Regions from separate parts of the Homo sapiens genome. Here region 2 is linked to region 1. A link is a loop called in an ENCODE intact Hi-C map of the cell type or tissue named here. Cell type or tissue: mammary epithelial cell. All regions are shown on one strand. Each heading gives the region's core, and the rest is flanking DNA. Links, peaks and the distances in the headings are about the cores only. Region 1 overlaps CTIF (cap binding complex dependent translation initiation factor). Region 2 overlaps CTIF (cap binding complex dependent translation initiation factor).

The links. A loop is a pair of places that touch in the nucleus more often than their neighbours do. Peaks named below come from ENCODE experiments on the same cell type or tissue, not always from the same donor. Only the 100,000 strongest peaks of a DNase experiment are listed, where the experiment ranks them.
Region 2: it touches region 1 in a loop (11-fold over the local background); 2 of 110 quality-filtered maps call a loop at or near these places.

What each region holds. Positions count from the first base shown.
Region 1 is chr18:48,662,366-48,667,736 of GRCh38, forward strand. CTIF (cap binding complex dependent translation initiation factor) reads left to right here. Exons shown (of 12, transcript NM_014772.3): 4 at 1,387-1,460; 5 at 2,082-2,186. Among named protein-coding and RNA genes, the nearest start is that of MIR4743, 5.5 kb to the right of the region's middle. In mammary epithelial cell, for the core only: a CTCF peak has its summit at 2,084 (motif pointing left); no DNase peak of the experiment used is centred there.
Region 2 is chr18:48,560,343-48,565,713 of GRCh38, forward strand. The region is part of intron 1 of CTIF (cap binding complex dependent translation initiation factor); the gene reads left to right. Among named protein-coding and RNA genes, the nearest start is that of CTIF, 24 kb to the left of the region's middle. In mammary epithelial cell, for the core only: no CTCF peak of the experiment used is centred there; a DNase peak (open chromatin) is centred at 2,929.

The DNA.
Region 1 (5,371 bases), core at 168-5,167:
TAGACCTGCAGGCTGTTGGTGCCCAGAGAGAGGGACCAGTGTTCATGTTATCAATGAGACCCAGGAAGGCTGAGGGACTTGCCCAGAGTCAGACAGCCCAGGTGGTTCTCCCCAGACAGTCCTCTTGTCCCTTCGACTCCATAAGCCCTCCACCTCTCCTCCAGGCTCTCATTACCTCCTGCCTCCTGTCTGTGGCGGCTGGAGTGCCTGGCCCCTTCTGCTTGGAGGCTGGACTGTCCAGCCTTCCCGGTTTTTGTGCCCTCTCCTTCTAGTTAATCAAAGCTGCTCGCTCTCTCTGTCTCTCTCTGGAAGAGAGATTGGTTTCCTCTTCCAGTTACTATCTGAGTTCTTTCACTATACATTCGTTAGTTTGCCTGTTCCTGAACATAATTGGTTCTCTTTTGCATCTGGGTTCTTTTGTTCCCTGTATGCTTGTGATATTTATTCATATTGCTGCATGTTATTTTACTTTGTTTGTGCTCACTGCGGTGTGATACTCCAATATGTGAACATACCACGGTTTATTTATCGAATCAGCTGATGACAGGCATGTGGGTGGTCTCCAGTTTGGAGCTGTAATGGCGGATGCTGCTGTATACGCTTTCTGTACATGTCTTTTGGTGAGCATCGGGCACATTTCTGTGTGTTTATACCTGGGAGTGAATTTCTGGGTCATACGGCGTGCACACGTTCAGCTCAGGTGGATGTGGAAGTATTGTTTTAAAGAGTGTGACGATGGAAACCAGATTGCAGGGGTAAGAAGGGCTGGAGGGCATCAGGTGCGGTCAGGGGTTGGAGAATTTGCCAGGGAGCTCACCAGCCAGAGAGCAGAGAAACCAAATCATAGAAGCTGCATTGAGTAAAGAGGTTTCTGTCTCTGGGGTGGGTCACATAGGGAACACTGGAGGATCGGCTCGACTCAGAGAAATCCAGTTGCTGGTGTAGCCTTGGTCGGTGGGGGCTTCTGGGGAGTAGGACTGAACTGTGAAGGAAGGCAGCCTCCATGGGCTCCCCAGTGGGCCTGGCTCTGCAGAGCCCCTCCCTGGGGAGAAGCCTCAGCCATCAGGCTGGCAGTGGTGATGGTGGCTCTGGGTGGTACAGAGCCCTTGCTGGGTGTGGAGGCTTTGAGGAGAGAGCCATGGGCCTGGGGCAGCAGGGGCCTGGACCCTTCTGTATACATCTATAAAACCTCAGTGAAACGAGGGCCTATGCCTGGGGGGAGGCCAGGAGACCCCCAGGCAGTCCCCTGACTCTGACTGGGTGCACCAGCCACCATACTCACTTGGGGGCTCACTCCAGCCCCCCAGCCCCTCAGGCCCTGGCCCCGTGTTCTCAGCATCCTGGCCGAGCAATTAATGTCAGCCCTTTCACCCCCATCTCTTCCAGAATGGCAGCAAAGACAACTCTCTGGACATGCTGGGCACGGACATCTGGGCGGCCAACACCTTCGATTCCTTCAGGTAACCTCCTCCTCCCTCCTTCCCTGTGGTGTGAGGTCCAGCCGGGGAAACTGGCTTCCTTGGGGACGGAATGAACGCTGATGGTTCATGAGCAAGAGGCAGAGAGAAGCAGAGTAGGGGATGTAGGAAGGATGGGGTGGAAAGAAGGCCGGAGAGAGGAGGCGGTGAGTGTCAACGGGAGACAGTGGAGGCATGGGGAGGGCCCCCGGGATGGGGCTGCAGAGGCTGGGCCCCGCTTCCCACTAGCCTGCCTCATCTACCTCAGGGTGGCCGGGTCGTCACTTTGAGCTGCTTGTCAGAGGCTGGAGACTGGCATTTGGCCCCTTGCTCTCCCTGGCCTTCCTCAAATGTGGGCACGAAAACAAACTCAGGTGTTGCAGAGGCCGCTGTGCAATGGGCATCAGGCCCACACTTGTTTCATAAGCATGCACTTTCCCACGGCAGGGTGAGGAAGGTGAGGGGTGGCACCTGGGGCTCCATTCTGAGTGGGGCTCCCCGCCTGGCCCCTGGCGGCTCCTTTCTGCGGATCTGCTCTGCCAGGTTCAGCCTGGCCCCCTGGTTCCGTCAGTAACTGGGCTGTTGCCCTCTTGCCTCCGTTTCTCACCCTCCCTCGCCCTCTAGTGGTGCCACCTGGGACCTGCAGCCGGAAAAGCTGGACTTCACCCAGTTCCACCGCAAAGTCCGACACACGCCCAAGCAGCCCCTGCCACACATCGACCGCGAAGGGTAAGGGGTGCTGGGGCTCTTACCCAGGGTGGGGTGGGGCAGGGGACGGGAGTGGCCTTTGCCTCCACAGGGAGGCTGCTCTGCTGCACAGGGGACTCAGGTGGCTGATGCCCCGGGATGCTCTTCTTATGCGTCCCAGAGCTGCAGGCTCACTGGCTTCTCCTGGAATCCCTCCATTTCCCTCTGCCCAGCCCCCTCTAGCCATGCCATCCCCACCTGCTCCTGATGACCCACAGTGGCCCTGCTTGTCAGTAATCCACGCCAGCGCAGCAGAATCACCTGGGCGGTGGCACAGAGGACAGGCCCACCCCAGAGTCTGTGATTCCGTAGGTGTGGACTGAGGCTGTGTGTTTCTTTCTTTTTTTTTTTTTTTTGAGACGGAGTCTCGCTCTGTCGCCCAGGCCGGACTGCGGACTGCAGTGGCGCAATCTCGGCTCACTGCAAGCTCCGCTTCCCGGGTTCACGCCATTCTCCTGCCTCAGCCTCCCGAGTAGCTGGGACTACAGGCGCCCGCCACCGCGCCCGGCTAATTTTTTGTATTTTTAGTAGAGACGGGGTTTCACCTTGTTAGCCAGGATGGTCTCGATCTCCTGACCTCATGATCCACCCGCCTCGGCCTCCCAAAGTGCTGGGATTACAGGCATGAGCCACCGCGCCCGGCCTGAGGCTGTGTGTTTCTAACAAGTTCCCCAGCGGGTGCTGATGCTGGTCCAGGGACCACACTTGGGGAGCAGCTGGTGTCATGCCTGATTTTACACTGGCTTTTCTCACCCTCTATGACTTTGTGTGGCAGGGTTGCCTTCCCTTTTCAAAAGTGGTGTCACAGCCTGGGCAGACCTCAGGACGGGAATGTGACTCCAGCGAGACACAGAGGTGTGGGACAAATGGCTGCTCCTTCTTTTATAGTTTTATATAATTTTTAATGAGGCAGAATTCCCATACCATAAAATTAACCATTATAAAGTGTTCAGTCCACTGGCATTTAGTATGCTAGACCTGTTGTGCAACTACCATGTCTATCTAGTTCTGAAACATTCTCATCATCCCAATATAAAACCCCATACCCACTAGGCAATCATTCCCCATCCCATCACCACCCCCAGTCCCTGGCAACCACCAATCTGCTTTCTGTTTCTATTAATTAATCTATTTTGCATACTTACAGAAACAGTCATATGTGACCTCTTGGGCCTGGCTTCTTTCCCTTGGCATAATGTTTTTGAGGTTCATTCATTATAGCATGTAGCAGAACTTTATTCCTTTTCATGGCTGAATACTAGTCCATTGTATGGATATACCACAATTTGTTTACCCATGCATCTATCAATCCTTACTTGAGTCATCTCCACCTTTTGGCTATTGTCAAAAATACTGCTGTATCTTTTTGAGTCCTTGCTTGTAATTACTTGGGTGTATACCTGGGGTGGAATTGCTGGGTTGTATGGTAATTCTGTTGAACTCTTTGAGGAGCTGTCAAACTGTGTTCCATAGCAGCTGAATATTCTGCATTCATACCAGCAATGTATGAGATTCCAATTTCTCCACATCCCCACCAGCACTTGTGTTTTTTTTTCTTTCTTGGTTTTTGTTTGTTTGTGTTTTATTATGATACTGATGACCCTTACTTTTCCTTCCAGCCCTCCCCTGCTCACTCTTGTCTCCCTTTCACTTCAGGTCTAAGTATTAGTGACTTTACTGGACACTATCCTACATCTCACATGTCTTCCTGCTGCTATATTTGTCCCACTCAACCTCTCCTCTTGGCAACATTGGTCCCATCATAGTGTAATGAGCAACAACCCGTGGAAAGAAATGGGCTCATTCCTACTTTAGAGATGAGGAAAATAACACTCAGAGAAGCAAAGTAACTTGCCTGAATAACAGAGCCATCATTTAAGGCCAGGCCTTCTGACACCATCCAACCCCTAGTTCACCACATCAGGGTATTCTTAACCTCCTTAAAATTTTCTGCAAATTTGTATGTGTGCATGCACACGTGTGTGTTGCTGGGGAGAGGCCCATCACTTGCATCCGACTCTCCCAGGAGACACCAGCCTCTCACACGCCTCTTTTTCATTGCCCTCCCTGTTGTGGGTTCCATTTCTCTTTGGGTGAAGAGGGAGAGATGGCTTTGCGCATGGAGGCACTGGTTAAGATGGAGCATAGGAGAGACACAGCTGCAAGGCTCCCGACCCTACCTTACCCCATCCACCCTGCTCACTGCCTGCTCAGCCCACTCATTCAGTTGCAGGGAGGCCATGCTCCTTCCAGACTGCTGAGCTGCACAGGGCTGGGCCTCCACACTTCTGTGCTTAGGAAGGATGGCCTTACCTACCTTTCTCAGTGGGTCAGCTTCAGGAAGGGGTTGTGAGCAAAGGTGATGCTTGCCCAGTGTCCTGTTGCAACAGTGTAGCGGAGCTTGGGTATGCCACAGGAATAGGAGCAGGATTTTGCTTTTCTCAAGTTCAGTGTAGCCAGTCTGTCACTAGACCTGCTGGGTCCCTGCATGGTGCTGGGTACCAGGAAAGTAGACACACACACACACACACACACACACACACACACGAGTATACAATACAGTCCCTGCCCAGAAGGACTGTTTATTCTACTGGGAAAAGGAAATATGAACCTATTCATGATGGAGACTGTGTAGGGGAAGAAAGACTAGACTATGCGGTGTAGACATACAGACTAGACTATGCAGTGTAGACATATAGACACCATAAAGACATATATAGACAGGTATAAAGTGTGATGCCTGGTGCAGGGTTAAATAAAGTCAATGCAAAAGGGGTTAGAAAGGAGAGCACTTTACAGGTTGAACCATCTGGGAAAGGCTTCAGGAGGGAGACTTCCCTGGGCAGCTCCAGTCTCTCCTGTGTGCCCCGGGAGCACATAGCTGGTGACGTCAGTGGGGACACTGAGGCCTGGGGAGATCGAAGCGATGGTGCTGCCTTATTGACTACAGGTGCCCAATGGGGCCTGCATGTTGAAGGCAAGCTTGCCAAAGTGTCTCACCAGTCCCCAGAGATGAACTAACTTCCTAGCAAAAAAGCGATGAATAACTATGAAGGAGAGGAATTCCCCTTATGCCGAGGGACTTTGTCCCTTCTGAAGCCAGAGTAACCAGCCACACCTGTGTCACCAGCTGTGGGCCTAAATTCCTCGGCCAGTCTCACTTTCTC
Region 2 (5,371 bases), core at 241-5,240, 100 kb before region 1:
AGCCTCTGGAGTAGCTGGGACTACAGGCACCCACCACCACACCCGGCTAATTTTTTGTATTTTTAGTAGAGATGGGGTTTCACTGTGTTAGGCAGGATGGTCTCGATCTCCTGACCTTGTGATCTGCCCACCTCGGCCTCCCAAAGTGCTGGGATTACAGGCGTGAGCCACCACGCCCGGCTTGGAGGCTGTTTTAACCATAACAACTGGTCTCACAAAAAGGAATATCCTTCCTTCTTTTTCTTTGAGACAGAATCTTGTTCTGATGCCCAGGCTGGAGTACAGTGGTGTGACCTCAGCTCACTGCAACCTCCGCCTCTTGGCCTCAAGCCATCCTCCCTCCTCAGCCTCCTGAGGAGCTGGGTCTTCAGGCTCACACCACTGTACCCCACAAAATTTGTTGTATTTTTTGTAGAGACAGGGTTCCACCACGTTGCCCAGGCTGGTCACGATCTCCTAGGCTCCAGTGATCCTCCCACCTTGGCCTCCCAAAGTGCTGGGATTCTAGGGATGAACCACTGCCCGGCCTATCCTTCCTTATTACAGACCTTCCCTGAGGTTTAGATTCATCTTCTACTTGCAGTCTTTTGTGGAGGAGTGAAAAAGAAATGTTTGGCTGGGTGCAGTGGCTCACGCCTGTAATCCTAGCACTTTGGGAAGCTAAGGCAGGCAGATCACTTGAGGTCAGGAGTTCGAGACCAGCCTGGCCAACATGGCCAAACCCCATCTCTACTAAAAATACAAAAATTAGCCGGGTGTGGTAGCACATGCTAGTAATCCCAGCTACATGGGAGGCTGAGGCAGGAAATCACTTGAACCTGGCGTGTGGAGGTTGCAGTGAGCCAAGATTGTGCCACTGCATTTCAGCTTGGGCGACAGTGAGACTCTGTCTCAAAAAAAAAAAAAAAAAAAAGGAGTGTTTATAAAAACTTGCTTGTATCATTTGAGCTCAGTTATAGTTAGTAAATGTTTTGCTTGAAGCCCCTTTTATATGCTAATTCTTTAAAAGTGGCTAATAATTTAAAAGTGGCTCCCCCTTGTCCTGGGCATATAGTGGAGCTTTATTTCTTCAGCCATTCCCAGAAATTGCTGAGACTGGGAAGTGCAGGCTCTTGGCTTTGCAGCAACGGAGTCTTTCGCAGCAAGACCATCCACAGTTAAGACCCTTCTCAGAGAAACTCCACTGTGGCAAGACCCTGTGCTGGCTGCTGGGGGCTGCAGAGATGGATCAGGGGACACTCCATCCCTGTGCCCCACTTTCAGGAAGCCCAAAGTATCACTGATGGAAAGCAATGGCCTCAGTGTCACTTTTTCTCAGGGTGTCCTTGTCCCCTGGCAGAACACAGTGGAAGTGTGTCTATATTCTGAATGAACTGTTGACTACTTCTCTTTTCCTTCCTGGGGCACTTGATTTTAGAAAGTGCCCTGGTCTAGGAGGACCAAGACCTGGCTTCCAGCTGTGTCAGATAATTACCCCCACTCTATTTTTCTCATCGGTAAAATAGGGAATTTGGTCTAGGCTGGGGGTTGGCAAACTACAACTTGCAGACTAACTCCAGCCCAATGCCTGTTTTTCTAAATGAAAGTTTTACTGGAACACAGTCATGCCTGTTTCTTCACGTACATCTACGGTTGCTTTTGGCTGGTTACAAAAAAAAGAACATATGGCTCACAAGGCCTAACATATTTACTGTCTGGCCATTTACAGAAAACACTTGCTCACCCCTGATCTAAAACAATGGTTTTCAACTTCATTTTAGCCATACTGTTTTTTTTCTGGAAACAACTCTTCTTTATTTTTAACAATAAAAGCAATTCTCACAGCACTTGGCATGTGCCTGGCACTGTACCAAGTGCTTTAAAACTGTTAACTTACTGCTTAATCCTTATGAAAACATTATGAGATGAGCAGTAGTATCATCACCCACATTTTAGAGAGGAGAAAACTGAGGCAGAGTTAACAGAGAGGTTAAGTAACTTGCCTCAGGTCACACAGCTACTAAGTGGCAAAGGCAAAATTTGAATTCAGGAGTCCTGCTCTAGAGTTTGCCTTCTTATCCACTGGGCCATGCTGCCTCTCACTGGTGGCCTTATATAAAAACTGGGTGGAGCAGGCCCCACTAACTAGAACTGATGTGGCATGGTCAGCATCTCCCCCTTGCCTGTTGACTCTTCTTTCTGCAGCCCCCCGGGATCTCAGGGCCATCTCTGGCAACCTCTGGAGGCTATAACATCTGGCAAATTAGGCTTCTAAGCTTGGAGAGGGGACATCAGTTTGTTTTGGTTGCTACAAGAGGAATTGATCCTGGTTGTTGGGAACTTATGCAGGCCAAGAACTGTAGAAAGCACTGTTCTCTGGGACTGAGGACTCCAGACAAATAGACTCATTTTTATCGAGCATGATCATAATTATGCCTGATAAAAATGAGTGCTAGAGACTTAGGTCCACATTTCAAAACCGTAACTGAAAGGAAGACATATTTCAATAGTTGCCATGCCCCACACAAATATGAAAACCAGTAATCTATTGGAACCAGTTCCCTGGGCCAGAGTGATTTGCCTTAGACTCTTGTCATAAAAATCAGCAAAGGAGACTGCACACTGAAATGACACTTCACACTGAAAAGATATTGACGCTGAAAGGAGATTCACGCTGAATGTCACCTTCCCTGCTTCCTCCTGCAAATGACCCCACATAGCCTGGGGGGCATTTAGGAGCTTTAGCATAGCACCCGCCTCTTGGGCAGGTGGGAGCCTGGGGCTGCAGACCGGCCCTTTCTTAGGATGCTCCCTGTTTGCAGATTAGTGACTTGATTGGCCCCTCCTCCACCCCCACCATTCCCATAAGGGACTGGTTAGTCTGCAGGGATGACACCCAGCCTCCTCCACCCTTGGGGATGTAAACTGTACTAGGAGCAGGAAAGGCTGGGGTGACTCACTTTCCTGCCAGTGAAAAGCTGACCTCAATCTTGGTAGTGGTTTGAAGGTGACTTTTGTATTCATCTCTCTGGGATCTTGGGAGACAGTTTCAACTATGGTATCTACTCAGTTTCCCTATGGGACCCCACTCTGGCCTGCAGCTCCTCTGCCCTGTACAGAAGGGTCTCCTGTTCTAAGGTTTTTTTTGTTTTGTTTTGTTTTGTTTTTTGGACAGATTCTTACTCTGTCACCCAGGCTGGAGTGCAGTGGCGCGATCTTGACTCACTGCAACCTCCACCTCCTGGGTTCAAGCAATTCTCCTGCCTCAGTCTCCTGAATAGCTGGGATTATAGGTGCACACCACCACACCTGGCTAATTTTTGTATTTTCAGTAGAGACAGGGTTTGGCCATGTTGGCCAGGCTGGTCTTGAACTCCTAACTTCAGGTGATCTGCCTGCCTCAGCCTTCCAAAGTGCTGGGATTACAGGCGTGAGCCACCGTGCCTGGCCCTGTTCTAAGGTTTTTGCTGTCTCTGTTTTCTCCTTGGTTGGCCTGTGCCTGACACAGTAAGATTTGGGACCCCTGAGATTGAGTGGGGTGGGGTCTTCCCAGGTGCTTCCCTCTTGCTTGTGGTCTCTGGCCCTGTTCCCCGCCCCAGCCATCAGCACCAGTCCCCTACCCCCTCAAAAGGCTCAAAGACTTCCTGAGAACCCGGAATCTCAGTTTCATCTCTGCTGGAGATTTTTGATCTGGGGGAAAGGCTGCTCTCTATATGGCTGCTTTCAGACCACACTTGGCTCTCCCTTGGTTTAGCCAAATTGGGGTTTTCCTCATTTTCAGGAGCCAGCTTTTCTGAAGTGTTCCTTCCTGGCAGCTGCATTCCCCATGGTCCTGTCTATCTTAGGGGCAAGGACTTAGGCATCGGGTGTCCTAGAGGCTAGAAGATTGTTCTACAGAGAAAAGTGGTTTTGTGGCCGTAGGTGGTACCCAGACGTGTTGCCTGCCACCTGGGTGCAAGCAGGACCGGACCTCTGTGGGTGGTGGAGGGAGCTTCCCATGTGTGGATGGAGGCCTTGCTGGGGAAGGGTAGATGAGTACAGCTCCGTGTCACAGCCCGGGGACAGCCCCACCTGCTGCAGGCGGCCTTCGCTAGGCCTCTGTGAAGGTCCCCAAAGCCTGGCTCTCCTGTGGCTTATCCTGGGAGAATATTTGCCCTCTTTCATCTAATAGTTAACTATTGACAGAACATTAGGTACTTGAATAAAATGAAGCTGTTTAGTTTGGGGAGATATTTTGGAAAACAGAAGCTTAGTTCTCATTGAGGTTACCTTCTTGGTGTAGGTGGTTGTGTAGGTTTTTGTTTTGTTTTGTTTTGAGACAGGGTCTTGTTCTGTCACCCAGGCAGGAGTGCAGTGGTGCGAACACAGCTTACTGCAGCCTCGACTTCCTGGGGTCAAGTAATACTTCCACCTCAGCCTCCCGAGGAGCTGGGACCACAGGCGCACACCACCATACCCAGCTAATTTTATTTTTTTGTAGAGATGGGGGGTCTCACCTTGTTCCCTAGGCTGGTCTTGAACCCCTGGGCCCCAGCAATCCTCCTGCCTCAGCCTCCCAAAGTGGTGGGATTACAGATGTGAGCCACCAAGCCTGGTCGGCTTGTTTTAAACAACTTAATGTTATTGAAAATATGATGCCACCCTGATATTGAGATAAATTTTAAGGGAAGAATCACCTCTTTCTCATTACTTGAATACTGTGTTAATTTTTGCATATTAAGTCAATTTCCTCCTTTAATGGCAATTGGTTGATCCATGGTCATGTTAAATAATTTTGCATATTTAATTAACTCGGGTCTTGATTTGTCTCCGGTCCTGTTTATTACTGATGTCACCGTCTGTGTGTGTCTTGTGATGTGGAGACTTTGCAAGCTGTTTTCCACGGAGTCCAAGCCCCACAGCCCTGCTGTGGCACTGCCTTCATCAGTGACGCGTTCTTGGCGGAGAGGATCTAGTTGTAGTTTGTGCTTCCTGGCTGTCAAGGGCCTTGCCTTCCCTTCTACAGGAAACAGCTGAGAAATCGCTGGTGTGCTGTAGCCTTAAATAACAGCACCTGCCACTCAGTTGTGTTGTCTTTCATGAGTTTTCCAAGTGCTCTCCTGCCTTGGGGCATGTGGGAAGGAAGGTATTATCATTTCCGTTTTACAAAGATCCCCCGAGAGACTGCAAGTCTCTTGGATTTTGCTGCTGACACCAGGACAGGAGGTCACATCCTCTGACCCTCCATCTTATGTTCTTTCCAGCAGCCCCAGAACCAGCCATGGAAACCAGGGGCAGGGCCTCTGTGCTTTAGTTCCCTGATCTGTAAAATAAGGGATCATAATAGTACCTATTTTGTAGGGTCACTATGAAGTTTAGATGAGCTGCCACATGCCTGGGACAGTGCCTGGCA